Regions from separate parts of the Homo sapiens genome. Here region 2 is linked to region 1. A link is an interaction called in ENCODE POLR2A ChIA-PET data of the cell type or tissue named here. Cell type or tissue: HepG2. All regions are shown on one strand. Each heading gives the region's core, and the rest is flanking DNA. Links, peaks and the distances in the headings are about the cores only. Region 1 holds the start of LOC112268130 (a long non-coding RNA gene). Region 2 overlaps TECPR2 (tectonin beta-propeller repeat containing 2).

What was found. Peaks named below come from ENCODE experiments on the same cell type or tissue, not always from the same donor. Only the 100,000 strongest peaks of a DNase experiment are listed, where the experiment ranks them.
Region 2: POLR2A ChIA-PET joins it to region 1 with 8 read pairs; 2 of 35 experiments call an interaction of 5 or more read pairs at or near these places.

The regions. Positions count from the first base shown.
Region 1 is chr14:103,509,175-103,517,506 of GRCh38, forward strand. It overlaps LOC112268130 (a long non-coding RNA gene), which reads right to left and starts at 2,476. Exons shown (of 2, transcript XR_002957595.1): 1 at 2,351-2,476; 2 at 1-2,040. In HepG2, for the core only: a CTCF peak has its summit at 1,601 (motif pointing right); a DNase peak (open chromatin) is centred at 4,333.
Region 2 is chr14:102,385,107-102,393,438 of GRCh38, forward strand. All of the region lies in intron 2 of TECPR2 (tectonin beta-propeller repeat containing 2), which reads left to right. The region is part of intron 1 of LOC124903389 (a long non-coding RNA gene); the gene reads right to left. Among named protein-coding and RNA genes, the nearest start is that of TECPR2, 26 kb to the left of the region's middle. In HepG2, for the core only: no CTCF peak of the experiment used is centred there; no DNase peak of the experiment used is centred there.

The DNA.
Region 1 (8,332 bases), core at 293-8,292:
GTGATCCTCCCACCTCAACCTCCTGAGTAGCTGGGACCACAGGCTTGTGCCCAGCTAATTTTATTTTTCGTACAGACAGGGTCTTGTTCTGTTGCCTAGGCTGGTTTGAATTCCTGGGCTCAGGCAATCCTCCTACCTCAGCCTCCCAAAGTACTGGGACTACAGGCGTGAGCCACCTCACCCAGCCCCAACAACTATTTTTGAATGGTTCCTTGAAAAGTTCCATTAAAGGCCAGGCACAGTGGCTCACACCAATAATCCCAGCATTTTGGGAGGCTGAAGTGGATGGATCACTTGAGGTCAGGATTTCAAGACCAGCCTGGCCAACATGGCAAAACCCCATCTCTACTAAAAATACAAAAATTAGCTGGGCGTGGTGGCATGCACCTGGAGTCCCAGCTACTTGGGAGGCTAAGACACGAGAATAGCTTGAACCCAGGAGGCAGAGGTTGCAGTGAGCCAAGATTGCACCACTGCACTCCAGCCTGGATGGCAGAGCCAGACCCTGTCTCCGAAAAAAAAAAAAAAAATCACACACTAACCCTCTTCTCTTCCTCCCTCTCCTGGCTTAGCCAGTGCAGTCAAGTCCTTGAATGGCGTGCTCCCTGGCCCTCAGGAGAGGACATTGCCTATCGAGTGGAGACTTGGTAAGGAAATTGTTCCCATTTCTAAGATGGAGAGTTCTGGACTCTGGACCTTCTATTAGGAGTTTACAGGCCTGTACTGCCACCTCCCTGGGCCAGAGCTTTTGCAGATATTCCTAGAGAACAGGTAAAAGCAATGAGCTTGGGGTAAGAGCTTAGACCAACTGAAGGCTCTCTGCCTCCCTCCTCCTCTAAGAGGCCTGCCCTGGCTGTGACACCAAAAAGCGCACTCGGGCCTCTGTGCCCAACTCTGCCCTTTCACCATCTGCCCCTGTCACACCAACGTCAGCATGAGTTACACAGTTGTGTTGCCCTTTGTGGCTACTCTCCCCACACTTACTAGAATGTGAGCCCCATGCGGCAGCGATCTTCATCCTTTTTCTTTTCCTCTATTCCAAGTACCTAGAATAGTGCCTGGCAAAGGCACTTAGTGCACAATTAGTGTTTTTTAAAAAAAAAATGATAGGAAGCAAGCAGGAGATACATAGCAAGTACAAGACATTTTCAGTGGCTTGCAGTCAAAAGTGTCACTGAGGTCCCCCCAGCTGCCCCTGCCCCGGCTGGCCCAAGGATGAGATAGGTGGCTGCTCTGGGGTCATGTCTTGCTTTATAGCCTGGCCTGTTGGGTCTCCAGGAGCCTTTTGAGTCTTGCCTGTTTGACAGAGAAGACTGAGGCCCAGAGGACGGAAGGGATGGGACTGGCACCCAGTGAGCTTTTCCCTTCATCAAGATGCTTACACAGGTGATGTCCATCATTCAGCTTGGGTCAGGTGCAGACCATGCACGTGGTGGTGGTGCGTGCGATGGACATGAAGTAGCTGACCCTGTGTAGAGATGACATTTCCCATCGGGTGTGGAACTGGGAGTTCAACCCTTTGGCTTACCACCCTAATCTGCATCCACACTAGAGAGTCACACAGCCCAGGTAGTATTTGGATTTCAACCCCGGGAAAGAATAGCAACCTGCCGCTTGGTGGCAGCATGGGAGCTGGGGTTTAGTGAGGAGGGGAAGCAGTTGTGTAGGCATCAGCAGTCATAGCACCAGGCCGAGGCGAGACCCTCCGAGCGGAGTCCGGCTGGTTAAAGGGCCTGCACGGGTCTCTCACAGAAGAAGGAAAGCTGGTCCTGAGGGTGGAGCCAGGGGAATCTGGGGGCCACTTCAGCATTCTTTGTTGCCATTGGCTTTGGTTCAGTAAGCTTTGTTGATTTATTTTGTTGTTGTTATTGTTGTTAGAGTGATGGGGCTGATTGCTTATAAGTTCTGAGGTTCTTATTTGCGTTTCCAGCTCCCTGGGTATTCATTCATACCTGGTTTCTGGCTGTGGTGAAATGTCTTCTGACCAAGTGGGTTGATAAACAGGGGGCTTCGCTGGAGCGGGGGCAGGGGGCGCGGTCACTGAACAGAGAAAAAACTCAACTCATCCTCATCTCTGAGGGGACTCTTTCCCCCAGCCAGTGCCTTCTGCAGTTTCCTGCTCTATCTATATTCCACCCACTTAACCCACCTCTAAGAGTTATTTTAAAACAGCATTCTAGAACCCATCTCTCAAGCAAGAGGGAAGTCTCCAATGGCTCATCCTGTGCCCCGCCTGCATCTGCGGGCACCTGCAGTGCCGGGACGCTCACAGCCCGCCCCCAGGACCTGTGGGGGGAGTTCAGCTGCTTCGGCTGCTTCTGCTGCTCCGCGTGCACATGGGCCTCCTTACCACCCTGGCAGTCTCCTCCTCTTGGAAGTTTTAACTATTCAAGACTCAATGGCCAGGCGCGGCGGCTCATGCCTGTAATCCCAGCACTTTGGGAAGCTGAGGCAGGAAGATCACTTGAGGTCAGGAATCGAGACCAGCCTAGCCAACCTGGTGAAACCCCGTCTCTGCTAAAAATACAAAAAATAATAATTAGCCAGGCATAGTGGCAGTGCCTGTAATTCCAGCTACTCAAGAGGCTGAGGCAGGAGAATCACTTGAACCTGGGAGGTGGAGGTCGGAGTGAGCTGAGACCACGCCACTGGACTCCAGCCTGGGCGACAGAGCAAAACTCTATCTCACAAACAAAAACAAGGCCGGGCACAGTGGCTCACGCCTGTAATCCCAGCACTTTGGGAGGCCGAGGCGGGCAGATCACGAGGTCAGGAGTTCGAGAGCAGCTTGGCCAACATAGTGAAACCCCGTCTCTACTAAAAATACAAAAATTAGCCGGGTGTGTTGGCACGTGCTTGTAGTCCCAGCTACTTGGGAGGCCGAGGCGGGAGAATCGCCTGAACACAGGAGGCAGAGGTTGCAGTGAGTTGAGACCACGTCACTGCACTCCAGCCTGGGCGACAGAGTGAGACTCCGTCTCAAAAAAAAAAAAAAAAAAAAAAAAAAGACAAGTATTTGAAGATTAAAAATGTGTTCCCTCTCTGAATTCTTTTTTTTTTTTTTTTTTTTTTTTTCTTCCAGACAGAGTGTCACTCTGTCGCCCAGGCTGGAGTGCTGTGGTGCGATCTCAGCTCACTGCAACCTCCGCCTCCCAGGTTCAAGTGATTCTCCTGTGATCTCAGCTCACTGCAAGCTCCGCCTCCCGGGCTCAAGCGATTCTCCTGCCTCAGCCTCCCAAGTATCTGGGATTACAGGCGCCCACCACCACACCCGGCCTCCTCCCTAAATTCTTGCTTCTCCAAGTTAAGCTGCCCCAGTTATTTTCAGGTGTTCTAGAACAAGACAGGAAGACTTCTCATCAATCATTTGTTCATGTGTTCATTCATTGTAGCCATATTTTGAGGGTTAAGGTAGGAGAAGCACCTCTGTGCTGACCCCTGGAGATACAAAAATAAACAAGGTAAAACCTCCTGGCCTCGACTACCTCATCGCACAGGGAGGCGAGGGGCACTGGTGTGATACTAGGATGGGCTGATGCTGCGTTCAGGAAGGCCAGGGCCCTGGCCGAAGGGAGTCAGGCCTGGGTACAGGGGAGGCACGTAGAGGTGGCGGTGCACCGAGTCCGCTCAGTGGGAGAGAGAGGAGTGGCACGTGCAGAGGCAGGCGCCAGGGGCCTGGCTCATCTCCAACTCAGGCGTGGGGGCAGCGGCTGGGCCGCCAACTCCTGGGCAGGCTCTTTCTTGTCACTAGCCCAACATGTTATGTCTCAGACTCTGAGACACTGCACTTCTGTGAAGGGGCCTTCATTCCCCAGTACTTCATTAGGGAGTGACCTAGCAGGCTTTGGGCAGGGTTGTGCTGCTGCCAGACCAAAGCAGACTAATGCTGCACCAGACAGCCAGAGCCTGGCGAACCCAGAGAGCCTGGCATGAGACTGCCTGTGCTGGCGCCTACCAAAGCAAGGCCTGCTCTGACTCGCCTCAGCCTCCTCTCAGGAGGAAGCTGCCAGCAGGCGTGGGTAGGCGTGAGCACATTCTCAAAGCAGTTATGTTTTGCATGGAAGTCAGCTGGGAAGTAGGAGCATATGTAGTCATGTTCATTAATGTGGCACCAGAAGTCCCTGGGTGGAGCATGCCTCAGAGAGCATTTCCAACCCGCCACCACCCTCCACTCCACCCCTTCCCAAACGCACCTGTGCACTCCGCGAGTTCTGCTCTGCCAGTCACTCCCCTGCTACAGGCTGGCCTCCGCTGCTCTTTAGTACACAGCTCGGCTGTCTCTGGGACATGTGGTTCTCGTGCTCTCCACCCTAATCCACTGGCCACTCCTCTGCTACCTCCATTCTGTGGGCTCTAGAGGGCTCCAACAAGCTTGTCCCATGCTGCTCGGACATCTCCTCAGCCTGTCGCTGTGGGTGGGAGTTGCTGCTCCCCAGAATGGTGATGCTGTGTGTCCTTTTGTGTTGATATCACTAAGTACATAGGGCACATTTTGCTGGCTTGCATTTCCTGGTTTGGGAATACTTTATCTGAAATGCTTGGGACCACCCACAGGTGTTTCGGGTTTGGGGTTTTTTCAGATTTTGGAATATTTGCATTATACCTACTGGTTAAGCATCCCAAATTTGAACATCTGAACTCTGAAATGCATGAGTGAGCACTCCCTTTTAGCATTACATCCGCACTCAGGTTCAGGTTTTGGAGTATTTTAGATTTCAGATGTTTGGATTTGGGATACTCCACCTGTATATTTCATTAATTTAACCAAAACACTGGAACTTTGCTGACAAAGTTAGTCATGTTATCCTGTGTCAAGGCCAAGAGAACAGAGGAAAGCAATCCCCATGCTCCTTTCTGATCCCAAGGAAGAGTGAATAGGGTCAGGCCAGACTCTGGCCCCTCTGCCACAGCGTTTTGTCCCCCAGGTAGGTGCTGCTGCTGTGACTTGGGTGGGGGCTGCAGCACAGGGGTCCCTCAGAAGCACAGCAGTTTTGGGGCCAGGCAGAGTGGCTCACACCTGTAATCCCAGCACTTTGGGAGGCCGAGGCAAGAGGATCGCTCAGGCCAGGAGTTCAAGACCAGCCTGGGCGGGCAACATGGCGAGACACCCCGTCTCTACAAAAAAAAATTTTAGAATTAGCCAGACGTGGAGATGCGCTCCTGTGGTCCCAGCTACTGGGGAGGCTGAGGAGGGAGGATCACTTGAGCCCGGGAGATTGAGGCTGCAGTGACCTGTGATCCTGCCCACTGCACTCCAGCCTGGGTGACTTCAAGACCCTATCTCAAAAAAAAAATAAAAAATAATACATTTTAAAGGAACAATTTTGGGTATAGATGAGTAGCACCACCTTTATTATTTCTTTTTTTTTTTTTTTTTTGGTTGAGTTGATTGCTATATTTCTTTTCTTTTTGAGAGTGTAACACATTTGAAGTGCCATTTAATATGTTGGGTAGTCGATGGGTCAAAAGTATTGACAAAACTAGACTTTTCATTTTAATTTTAATGGGAGTTTCTGTCTTTTTGCTATAAGTTGTATATTTCCGGAATAGCTTTGATGTGTGTTAACACAGACCACATATACCAGTAATGGGTGCAGCTGAGTATAGGTGGAATGAGAGTAATGAAGCAAGACCTAAGCCCTGCCCTGGGAGCAGGCCGCATTCTCAAGAGAGAAGGCTCACCAGCCCAGCAGTCCTCTAATGGGGAAGAGACAGGACAGAGCCGGAGGGGAAGAGGGATGCAGAAGGAGGCCCTCCGGGAAGGAGGCCTGGGCAGGCAGGGCAGTCCTCCCAGAGGGGATTCGGGCGATTGTGGGAAGCAGAGAGCAGACATGCAGGTGGGAGCCCTGCCCCAGGTTAGGCAAACAGGCAACAAACACGTCTGGAGGGGTTGGTGCCGTCCTGAGTGCAAGTGGGTGTGGAGTACCTGGAGCCACTGGGCCAATTCCTCTGCAAGCCCAGCAGGATCCCAAGCCGAACCCCACGCTGCATGGGATTCATGAATGGTAGAACAGGGTTGCAGCCCCTTCACCACAGCAGGAATGTTGCCAGCACCTCAGGAGTTGGTGCCAGGCTGCACACACGCAGGCATTTCGCCCCACAGCACCGAGGACGGCCTTGTCCTCACAGCCTGGGCAGCTGCTGGAGCACGTTGATACCTGGCCACCCCTAGCTGCATGGGAGTCTTGAAAGTGTGCTTTCACAGCCAGGCAGCTGCGTGCAGGCTGGAAACCAGGGCGCTGTCACTCAAGCAGAGGGGAGAATGGCTGCTAGGGGACCACCAGCATCCGTGCCATGAAGGTGAATCAGAGACAGGTGCCACTGGCAGTAGCACTTTTATCTTTTGGGGGGCCTTAATTTTTGTTAAGCCTTAAATTTTGGTAAATCCCCAGGCCTGAAAAGGGTGTGAAAATCAGGACTTCTGAACCCAAGCAAAACAATACAAAGTTGGGTTTGGGGAAAAAGGTGGAAAGAGTCCAACCAGCTGGGCACAGTGGCTCACACCTGTAATCCCAGCACTGTGGAAGGCTGAGGCAGGGGAAAGGCTTGAGCCCAGGAGTTCGAGACCAGCCTGGGCAACATGGCAAAACCCCGTCTCTACAAAGAAAAAAAAAATAGAAAAAATTAGACAGGTGTGGTGGCACGTCCCTGCAGTCACACAGCTACTTGGGAGGCTGAGGTGGGAGGATCACCTGAGCCCAGGCAGGTCAAGGCTTCAATGAGCCGCGATCGTGCAACTGCCCTCCAGCCTGGGTGACAGAGTGAAATCCCGCCTCAAAAAAGTTCAGTCACTGCGAGTGCAGAAAGCCTCTAGCCAGACTGAGAAGTCTGCGTGTAAAAAACCTCAGCCTGGCCGGGCACGGTGGCTTACGTCTGTAATCCCAGCACTTTGGGGAGGCTGAGGTGGGCGGATCACCTGAGGTCAGGAGTTTGAGACCATCCTGACCAACATGGAGAAACCCCATCTCTACTAAAAATACAAAATTAGCCAGGTGTGGTGGCACATGCCTGTAATCCCAGCTACTCTGGAGGCTGAGGCAGGAGACTTTTCTTGAACCCAGGATGCGGAGGTTTCTGTGAGCCAAGATCGTGCCATTGCACTCCAGCCTGGGCAATGAGACCAAAACTCCGTCTAAAAAAAGAAAAAAAGCCTCAGCCTTCTCAGCAGTACCAAAAAAGCCTCACTTATCTAAGCTGAAATGCTGTCATCTGCTCAGTGGAAACCTCACGGCCAAAAGACTTCTTGCCAATCAAATTACTGTTTTCTTTTTACCTGTAGAAAAGGAGACTCACTTCACATCCATGTGGGTCCAATGTGCAACCCCTGAAGGGTGCTCTGGGAGGCTTTAGGAAGTGCCCGCTGGCTCGAAATAGAAATGCAGAAGGGGCAAGTGCAGCCTTTTAAGCCACTGCTAAGACAAGCAGGTCCCAACTGTGGGAGGCTAGAATGTTCTCAGAAGAGCAGTGAAAAGAGCCCAGGAGTTAGAGCCGGCGAGGCCGGACCGGTCTGTCTTCCTCTCTGAACCTGAGTTTCCCTGTCTGTGAGGCCTCAGGCCGTGGTAGTGGTAAAGTCTTGCTGCTGCTTGGTGGGCTTCCGCAGACTGGAACACATGACAGCATTTTCTACAAAACACCATTAAAAACATTATTTTGGCTTATATAAGTAATACATGTGCCCTGTAGAAAATTTGGAAAATATAAAGAAGGAAATCACCTGTTACCCCACCACCCACAGTGACTACTGTTCTTTGGGGTTTTTCCATACATATTCTGTGTGGGATCTCAGAGCACAAGCTGTTTTATAACCTGCTTCTGCTCTTGAGCTTTTCTCAGCATGTCACCACCTCACTAGATTCCTCACACTGTCCTCCCTGTCTGCACAGGACCCCAGAGGAGGGGTGGGGCTGTAGCCACTCTTCAGTGTCAGCAAGCCCTTACAGTTTCCCTGTTCTCAGTCATTGTTCACTTATATTTCTGTAGGGCAACGGGACTCGAGGAAGGGGGGCTGTTTTGCCCCCTAAGGGGCATTTGTGAATGTCTAGACATTTTTTATTGTCATAAGTTGGGGAAGCGAGGACTACTGGCATGCAGCAGTTGGAGGCCAGGGCTGCTGCTGGACGTCCTGCAGCGCACAGGACGGCCCCCACCAGAGTGGTCCGGCCCAAGTGTCTGGAGCGCCACTGCGGAAACCCCGCCGTGGACTCCTTCCCTAGCTGGGAAGTCCCTGAGTGGACAGGAGGGACAGCTGAGGTGGGGCTTGGTGCAGCCAGATTGCCCTGCAGGGAGATGTGTCCAACAGCCAGAACATCTCCCTGTGTCCCTGCCGCCCCTA
Region 2 (8,332 bases), core at 317-8,316, 1.1 Mb before region 1:
TCACCCTCCCAAAGTGCTGGAATTACAGGCATGAGCCACGGCACCCGGCTCTTTTTCTTTTAGTATGGAGTGCTTCACAAATTTGTGTGCCATCCTCGTGCAAGGAAGCCAGACTCTTTTTAACAACCTGCTGTCTTGGAAACTAATCCAGTCCTTGGAGAGTGAGCACTCATTCACCCATGAGGAGGGCATTAATCTATTCATGAGGGATCTACCCCCATGGCCCAAACACCTCCTACTAGGCCCCACCTCCCAGCACTGCCACTTTGGGGATCAGACTTCAACATAAATTTTGGCAAAGACAAACCACATCTAAACCATAGCAGATATGATAAGTCACGTGAGCTTTGAAGGACTGTGACATGGTAGAACAGCATCCACAGGCTCTACCAGAGTTTGGTGGAACAGCATCCACAGGCTCTACCAGAGTTTGAGGGAGCAGCATCCACAGGCTGTACCAGAGATTGAGGGAAGCTGGTACAAATTACTGGATCCAGCACCATAGAAGGGGACTCTGGGAGAATCCCATGTAAAGATTTTAGCTAGTCCAGGCATAGTGGCACACACCTGTAATCCCAGCACTTTGGGAGGCCGAGGCGGACAGATAGCTTGAGCTCAGGAGTTCGAGACTAGCCTTGGCAATACAGCAAGACCCCCATCTCTACGAAAGAATACAAAAATTATTCAGGCGTGATGGCGTGTACCTGTAGTCCCAGCTACTCAGGAGGCTCAGGTGGGAGGATCATTTGAGCCCAGGAGGTCGAGGTCGTAGTGAGCCGAGATCGAGCCACTGCACCCTAACCTGGGCATCAAAGTGAGACCCTGCCTCAAAAAAAAAAAAAATTTAGCTAGTTATCCTTTAAATGTATTTCACCCATACATGCATATGCCTGCTGTGTACCTACAAAAACTTTTTAAATCTAAAATATTAACATTTGGAAAAAAAATGTATTTTGCTGGGGCCAAAATCCATACTTGGTAGCCCTGAGTATCAACAGCATTTTTTGAGCGCCCATTATATATAGGATATCAAACTTATAATTGTGGAGAATCACAAGGGAGGTATAAAATAAATTTCTTGTCCAGGCACGGTGGCTCACGCCTATAATCCCAGCACTTTGGTAGGCCGAGGCAGGCAGATCATTTTGAGCTCAGGAGTTTGAGAGCAGCCTGAGCAACATGGCAAAACCCCATCTCTACTAAAAATATAAAAATTACCCGGGTGTGGTGGCGGGCACCTGTAATCCCAGCTACTCAGGAGACTGAGGCTGGAGAATTGCTTGAACCCAGGAGGTGGAGGTTGCAGTGAGTAGAGATTGCGCCACTGCACTACAGCCTGGGCGACAGAGCAAGACTCTGTCTCAAAAATAAAATAAAGTGAAAATTTTTTTTTTGGCAAGAATGTAGAATTTAGAGGTAGAAGATTTAGAGCTTGGAAACAAAGCTGTATACCTATATGTAAACACATAGGAAAAGGTCTGAAGGAATTTTCACATGATTACTTAACTCTAGGTAGGGATTAAGATTGGGATGGGCTGAGGGAGGAAGAGTGAAAGGGAATTACGTATTTTTTTAACTTTACTGAGGAATTACTAGAAATTTTTGGTACATATTACACGCATAAACACAGCAACACAAAGATTTGTTTTGAGCTTTGGCTGCCAGTTATTAGTGGTTTAACCCCAGAGATGAATTAAATATTTATGTTGTTGTTGTTGTCATTTTCATCATGAGAGCTGGCTGGGTCTTAGAATCATTTGGTACAATCCCCACTTTTTATAGATAAAGAAATTCTAAGATTCCTGCTTCAAGGCACGTATCTCTGATTGCCTAACCATTGTGCTTACTTCTTGTGAGAGGAGGTAGGCCCTCTGTGCAGTCTGTGGATTTCAAGGATATGGAATACAGATGCGTGGTCTCTTTGGAATGTCCAAGTCGAAAGTTAAAGATGCATTAACTAGTTTAGGGAAAATCTAAGATTTTATGGGAAGATAAATAAAAAAGTTTATGCTCAAATAAATCCATGTATGGCATGATTGAAAGATTATGTTTTTAAATGAAGTTATGTTTCCTAAAGAGGAAAGCAGACCTTTTCTGTGGTAAATATAGCCTTGCATGTGTTTTCAAGAATGGTGCTTTGGAAACCATTTTTTTCTACAGAAGTTAGTGGGAGAGGGCAGATGGAAACACAGATTCTTCCTACCTAGTGCCAAAAGCACTGAGAAAATGTTGCAAGGAGCTAATAACAAGTACAAAAATGTTAGAAATGTGTTAAATATATAGGTCTGATATGTGTAAGCATAGACCAAAAAGACTACCTGACCTGAGTTTCTAATGTTCTGTTTTGAAGTTAAACATATGATCCCTTTTCCTTAGCATTCAACAAGCCAATGAGATTTCATGGATTTGCCTTCAGAGCTGTCTTTTTTTTTTTTTTTGAGACGGAGTCTTGCTCTGTCCCCCAGGCTGGAGTGCAGCGGCGCCATCTCGGCTCACTGCAAGCTCTGCCTCCCGGTTTCACATCATTCTCCTGCCTCAGACTCCCGAGTAGCTGGGACCACAGGTGCCTGCCACCACGCCTGGCTAATTTTTTGTATTTTTAATAGAGACAGGGTTTCACTGTGTTAGCCAGGATGGTCTTGATCTCCTGACCTCGTGATCCACTCGCCTCAGCCTCCCAAAGTGCTGGGATTACAGGCGTGAGCCACCACACCTGGCTGGGTGGTTGCAGTTTTAAATAGCATTCCAGGGAAGGTCTGACTGAGAAGGTGACAGTTGAACAAAGACGTAAAGAGCATGACCAACACACCATACTGACATGTCTGTATTCCAAGAAAACGGAAGGGAAAGGCACTGAGCCTGAAACATGTCTTGGATATTTCGCATTGAGAAAAGTCATGCTTCAGAATGTTACAAGTATTTCATTGGCTTATACTTTATAGACATATTTTAAAGAGGTGCAGAAAGGACAGTTTTTGTCTCACCATAGCAGCCAAGGTGCATTTGCCCAGTGCCTTCCATTGTCTTTCCCTGTGGGAGTAACTTTTAGGTCCAGTGATGAGGAGCCTGTGATGTCTGTGTTCTGGTTTGTTGATAACATTACCATACAGGGCTTCACGGGTGTCCTTCTTAGCATGGATTGCTTCCATTCATTGGTTGCTGGAAAATTTGCTTTCAAATGTTTTTAACAGTGACTCTTAGGGAAAAAAAATACATTTTATTAGATGTCCATTCTCCCTAAATTTACCTGAGTTCAACTGAATTCCAATAGGTTTTTTTTTAGTGTTAATTTAAAAAAACAAGCTGGCCAGGTGTGATGGCTCATGCCTGTAATCCCAGCACTTTGGGAGGCCAAGGTGGGCGGATCACTTAAGGTCAGGAGTTTGAGACCAGCCTGGCCAGTATGGTGAAACCCCATCTCTACTAAAAATACAAAAATTGGCTGGGCGCAGTGGCTCACGCCTGTTAACCCAACACTTTGGGAGGCCGAGGCAGGAGGATCACGAGGTCAGGAGATCGAGACCATCCTGGCTAACATGGTGAAACCCTGTCTCTACTAAAAATACAAAAAAAAGGCCGGGTGCGGTGCCTCACACCTGTAATCCCAGCACTTTGGGAGGCTGAGGCGGGCGGATCACGAGATCAGGAGATGGAGGCCATTGGGCTAACATGGTGAAATGCTGTCTCTACTAAAAATATAAAAAATTAGCCGGGTGAGATGGCAGGCACCTGTAGTCCCAGCTACTCGGGAGGCTGAGGCAGGAGAATGGCGTGAATCCAGGAGGCGGAGCTTGCAGTGAGCCGAGATTGCGCCACTGCACTCCAGCCTGGGCGACAGAGCAAGACTCCGTCTCAAAAAAAAAAAAAAAAAAAATTAGCTGGATGTGGTGGCACGTGCCTGTAGTCCCAGCTACTCAGGAGGCTGAGGCAGGAGAATTGCTTGAACCTGGGAGGTGGAGGTTGCAGTGAGCCGAGATTGTGCCACTGCACTCCAGCCTGGGCAACAAGAGTGAAACTCCATCTCAAAAAAATAAAAATAAATAAATAAATAAATAATAAAAATACAAAAATTAGCCAGGTGTGGTGGCACACACCTGTAATCCCAGCTACTTGGGAGGCTGAGGCAGGAGAATCATTTGAACCTGGGAGGCAGAGGTTGCAGTGAGCCGAGATTATGGCACTACACTCCAGCCTGGGTGACAGAGCAAGTCTCTGTCTTAATAAATACATAAATAAAAATGATAAGCTGATTTAAAAATGCATATGAAATTGTAGTGGGTGGAATAGTCATACTAGTGGAAAAGAGGAAGCAAATGGGAGAAGTTGCTATTAGGTAACAAAACTTATAGAGCTTTAGTAATTAAGGGAGTGTGGTATTAGCACAAGAAAAGATACATAGATCACTGGAACAGATTAGAGAAGTCAGAAGACCAACATGTATATGGATACTTGAGTAATTGCAAAGGTGATACGACAAAGTCTTTTTCAGTAAATGATGTGGGACAGCTGGATATGAATGGGAAGAAAAATGAAACTGGATCCCTACCTCACTTCATATGGTGGTTATTTTGAGCACTTTAAAGTATTAATGCCACTGTCTCTTGACTGCTGAGATTCTGCTGGCAGTGTAATTATTTCCTTTACCGGGAATTTGCCTTGTCTGTTTCTGCTTTAGATCTTCTCTAATGATAGAGTCCCTGGCTTTAGGCTTCTTCCTTCAACTCCAGTGGATATTCCCTACTTTGTTTTGTCCTATGGAGTTAAGAAAATTATTCCAGAAAAGCAGATATCTTTGTTTAACTTCCAGATCATTAAAAAGTTGTGTTAGTATTCAAACATTAAACAGATGTTCTTTGTTAGTAAAAGGAGGAAAATAGTGTAACCATTCTTAATAATTGAATGAATTCATATTTGGTCTTAAATATTTCAAAATATTTCAGATCAATTCTTTGGTATGCTAGTGGTTTCTACTGAAGGTTAAGCTTTGACCTACTAAAAGCAGCTCATAAAGAAAGCTTTGTCAGACTTCAGTTCCCATGAACCTGCTCACAAAGAACACTTTTTCCCAATGTAGTTTTGTCTTGTGTATGAAAGGAAAACTGCCTGCCAAGGAGGCTAAGAAGGTTAGCTGAATGCTATTGTAATGGTGAGATGTTTGTCCAGAAAACCATTCCTGACACCTTTCAAATCAAAAGCCTTTTTTTTTTCCTTAAACTTTTTGATTGCTGGATTTCTGTTTGAGGAAGTTATGTTGCTACAATGAGGGTAGCAATAAATGCCTCCTGGGAAGTTGGAAATAAAGGCAAAGGAGAGTTAAACACAATAGATGAGATCAGAAATGGGCAAAGTTATCTTAAAGAGACAGAATGGCTCCCTGGCTAGAATAAGACTGAATTGTCCCTAGATCAAAAAAAGAAGAGAATGTGTGTGGCAGAAGGAAGAAAGTGGACTCTACACTGTGTTAGTTAGGAAAACCAGAAATTGGGCCAAATTGCCTGTTTAGTGGGAGAGATAGCTTTTGAGAGCTGTGATCCCGCTGGTGTGGCTGGCTCTGGGCAGATATTTGTATCTGAAATGACTCATGCTGTGGGACCCTTCCTGAGATCTAACACTTACAGTGGTTTGATCAGAAATTGCACCATGCTTGCCAAGCAACTTTTGGACTAAAAGTTGCTGCCCACGTATATCAGGGGAAGAATATATATATATATATATATAGTACCTATCTTAGCATCTGATTTGTATGACCATTACTTCAATGTAAAATAATAAATTGGCTTTCCAGCTTAAACTTCAATTTCTTGTATATTATATGATCATGAGACAACCTCCCTGGGCTGATCAACAGCAGGACGCTAAAAAGATTGAGTATCTGAGTCAGGAAGGTAGAGGGCCAGACCCTACATGTAGCTAATTCACCATTGTGAATCTGCATGTTAGGTAAAACTATGGATTTGTTTTTTGTCTTTTGAGACAGATTCTCACCCTGTTGCCCAGGCTGGAGTGCAGTGGCATGATCTCAGCTCACTGCAACCTTTGCCTCTGGGTTCAAGAGATTCTCTTGCCTCAGCCTCCCAAATAGCTGGGATTACAGGTGTGCACCACCACGCCCAACCAATTTTTTGTATTTTTAATAGAGACGGGAGTTTCACCATGTTGGCGAGGCTGGTCTCGAACTCCTGACCTCAAGTGATCCGCCCACCTCGGCCTCCCAAAGTGCTGGGATTACAGGCATGAGCCACTGTGCCAGGCCTAAAACTATGGTTTTTAAAGATATACACGCATGTGGTAAAGCTATGAATCAAAGCAAGAGAATATTTCATCTCAATGTTAGGAGAGTGGTTTTGGTGGGGTGGGGTATGTAGTCAGGCAGAGGCACACAAGAGCTTCAAAGGTGCTGTTAATGGTCCCTTTCCCAAGCTAGATGGGGATTCCATGGGTGCTCATTTTTTAGTAACTCTAATTTAAGCTGTACATGTTATATATAGTCATGGATATATAATCATTATTTTAAAAATGAAGGCAAGGAGGATACCATAAAATGAGGTACTTCATATTTAACCAGCTGGCATCCTAAGCACCTTTCCTGCCCTCCCCTCTCTGCACCTGGCAGAGTTGATCACATCCTCCCCATTACCCACTATACATGGGTGTCAGTGCCAATAGTGCTTTGCTCTTGTATTATTGATGAGTCTTGCTCCTTTTCCTAAATTGTGAGGCCTCCTGAAGGCAGCACCCTTGTCTTATGAAAAAGTTGAGCTTCTGAGGATATGTCTTTGGTGAATTTTGGAAAACGTTTAGCCTTTATCTCTGAAGATACCACTTTTCATTACCCTCTCTTTTCATTTCCTGCTGAAACCCCTTTTTTTGTTTGTTTTTTGTTTTGTTTTGTTTTGTTTTAGACAGAGTTTCACTCTTGTTGCCCAGGCTGGAGTGCAATGGTGTGATCTTGGCTCACCGCAACCTCTGCCTCCCACATTCAAGTGATTCTCCTGCCTCAGCCTCCCAAGTAGCAGGGATTACAGGTGCTCGCCACCACACCCAGCTGATTTTTTTTGTATTTTTAGTAGAGACGGGGTTTCACTGTGTTGGCCAGGCTGGTCATGAACTCCTGGACCTCAGGTGATTCACCTGCCTCAGCCTCCCAAAGTGCTGGGATTACAGGCGTGAGCCACTGCGCCTGGCTGAGAACCCACTTATGTGTAGCTTGGACCTTTATGTTCTCTCTTCTATGTCTCTAAACTTCTCTTTCATGTTTTGAATCTTTTCATCTCTTTGTTGCATGGTAGGTAATTTCCTCAGATCTGTCATCTAGTTCAATACTTTTTTTTCCAGCTGTGACTAATTTGCTGTTCATTCCACCCAGTGACATTTTAAATTCTCTTGGATTTTTTCATTTCTATTTCCAATAGTAGTTGTTCTTTGCTTACATTTCAGTTTCCTGTTTTATTTTTAAAACATTTTAATCATTTTTCTTTTATGTTCTGTGTTCTTCAATCTAAGTGAAATACTTGGGGTTGTTCAGTGCTGTTATGGCTTGTTTTACTTGACTCATTCATGGGCCTGCTTCCCTATCGTAATTTCTAATTACGAGCAATGTGGCTGATCCTAATGTATGAGAACCCTGGGGGACCTGGATCGGGACTGCTCCACAGATGGGGTTTATGTTTACCAATGCCAGGCACCTTGGAGTGCTACCAACATAGAAGCACTTCAGATTAACCGTCTGCATAGAGCTTTGCTTGGAAAGAGAATAAATTCAAACTCTGATGCTGAATGGGGCAGGCTTATGATGACACATTCTTCGGAAAGATTCTTTTTTATTCGTTCCAATCAATGCTTGAGATAAGACAGATTTCCTTGCCAGCTCCATTTGCCAGCAAATCAATTTTTCCCTAGCTTACTCCTTCACTTAGGGTTAGGTCCTTGGGATTCTGGCTTGGCAGAGAATATCAGCTCCAGCTCCCCATCATCTACTCCGCTCTGAAAACCAAGGCTCCAGAGGTGTGCCAGATAGTTACAGGGTAGCCTGTAGCTTCAGGGCTAGCTTCTGTTTTAGTTTGGGGGCATTCTTCTTGGTTTTGGGGTCCTGTGGATTTTCCATACTTTCTTGAAAATTCAGCTGTGCATTTGAAAGGCTTTGTTATATATTGCACTCAGCATTGCCAGGTGTTTGGAGAGGGGTGTTTTGGGATAGCTAGGCTATTGTATTGTGCAAAATTAAAGCCTCATATTCTATTTCTATATGAACTGTAGTTAAGTGTTAATAATCTGATGTCTGGGATGTTTTGATTCTTACATCAATAACTATGACATTTATTAATAATCATAT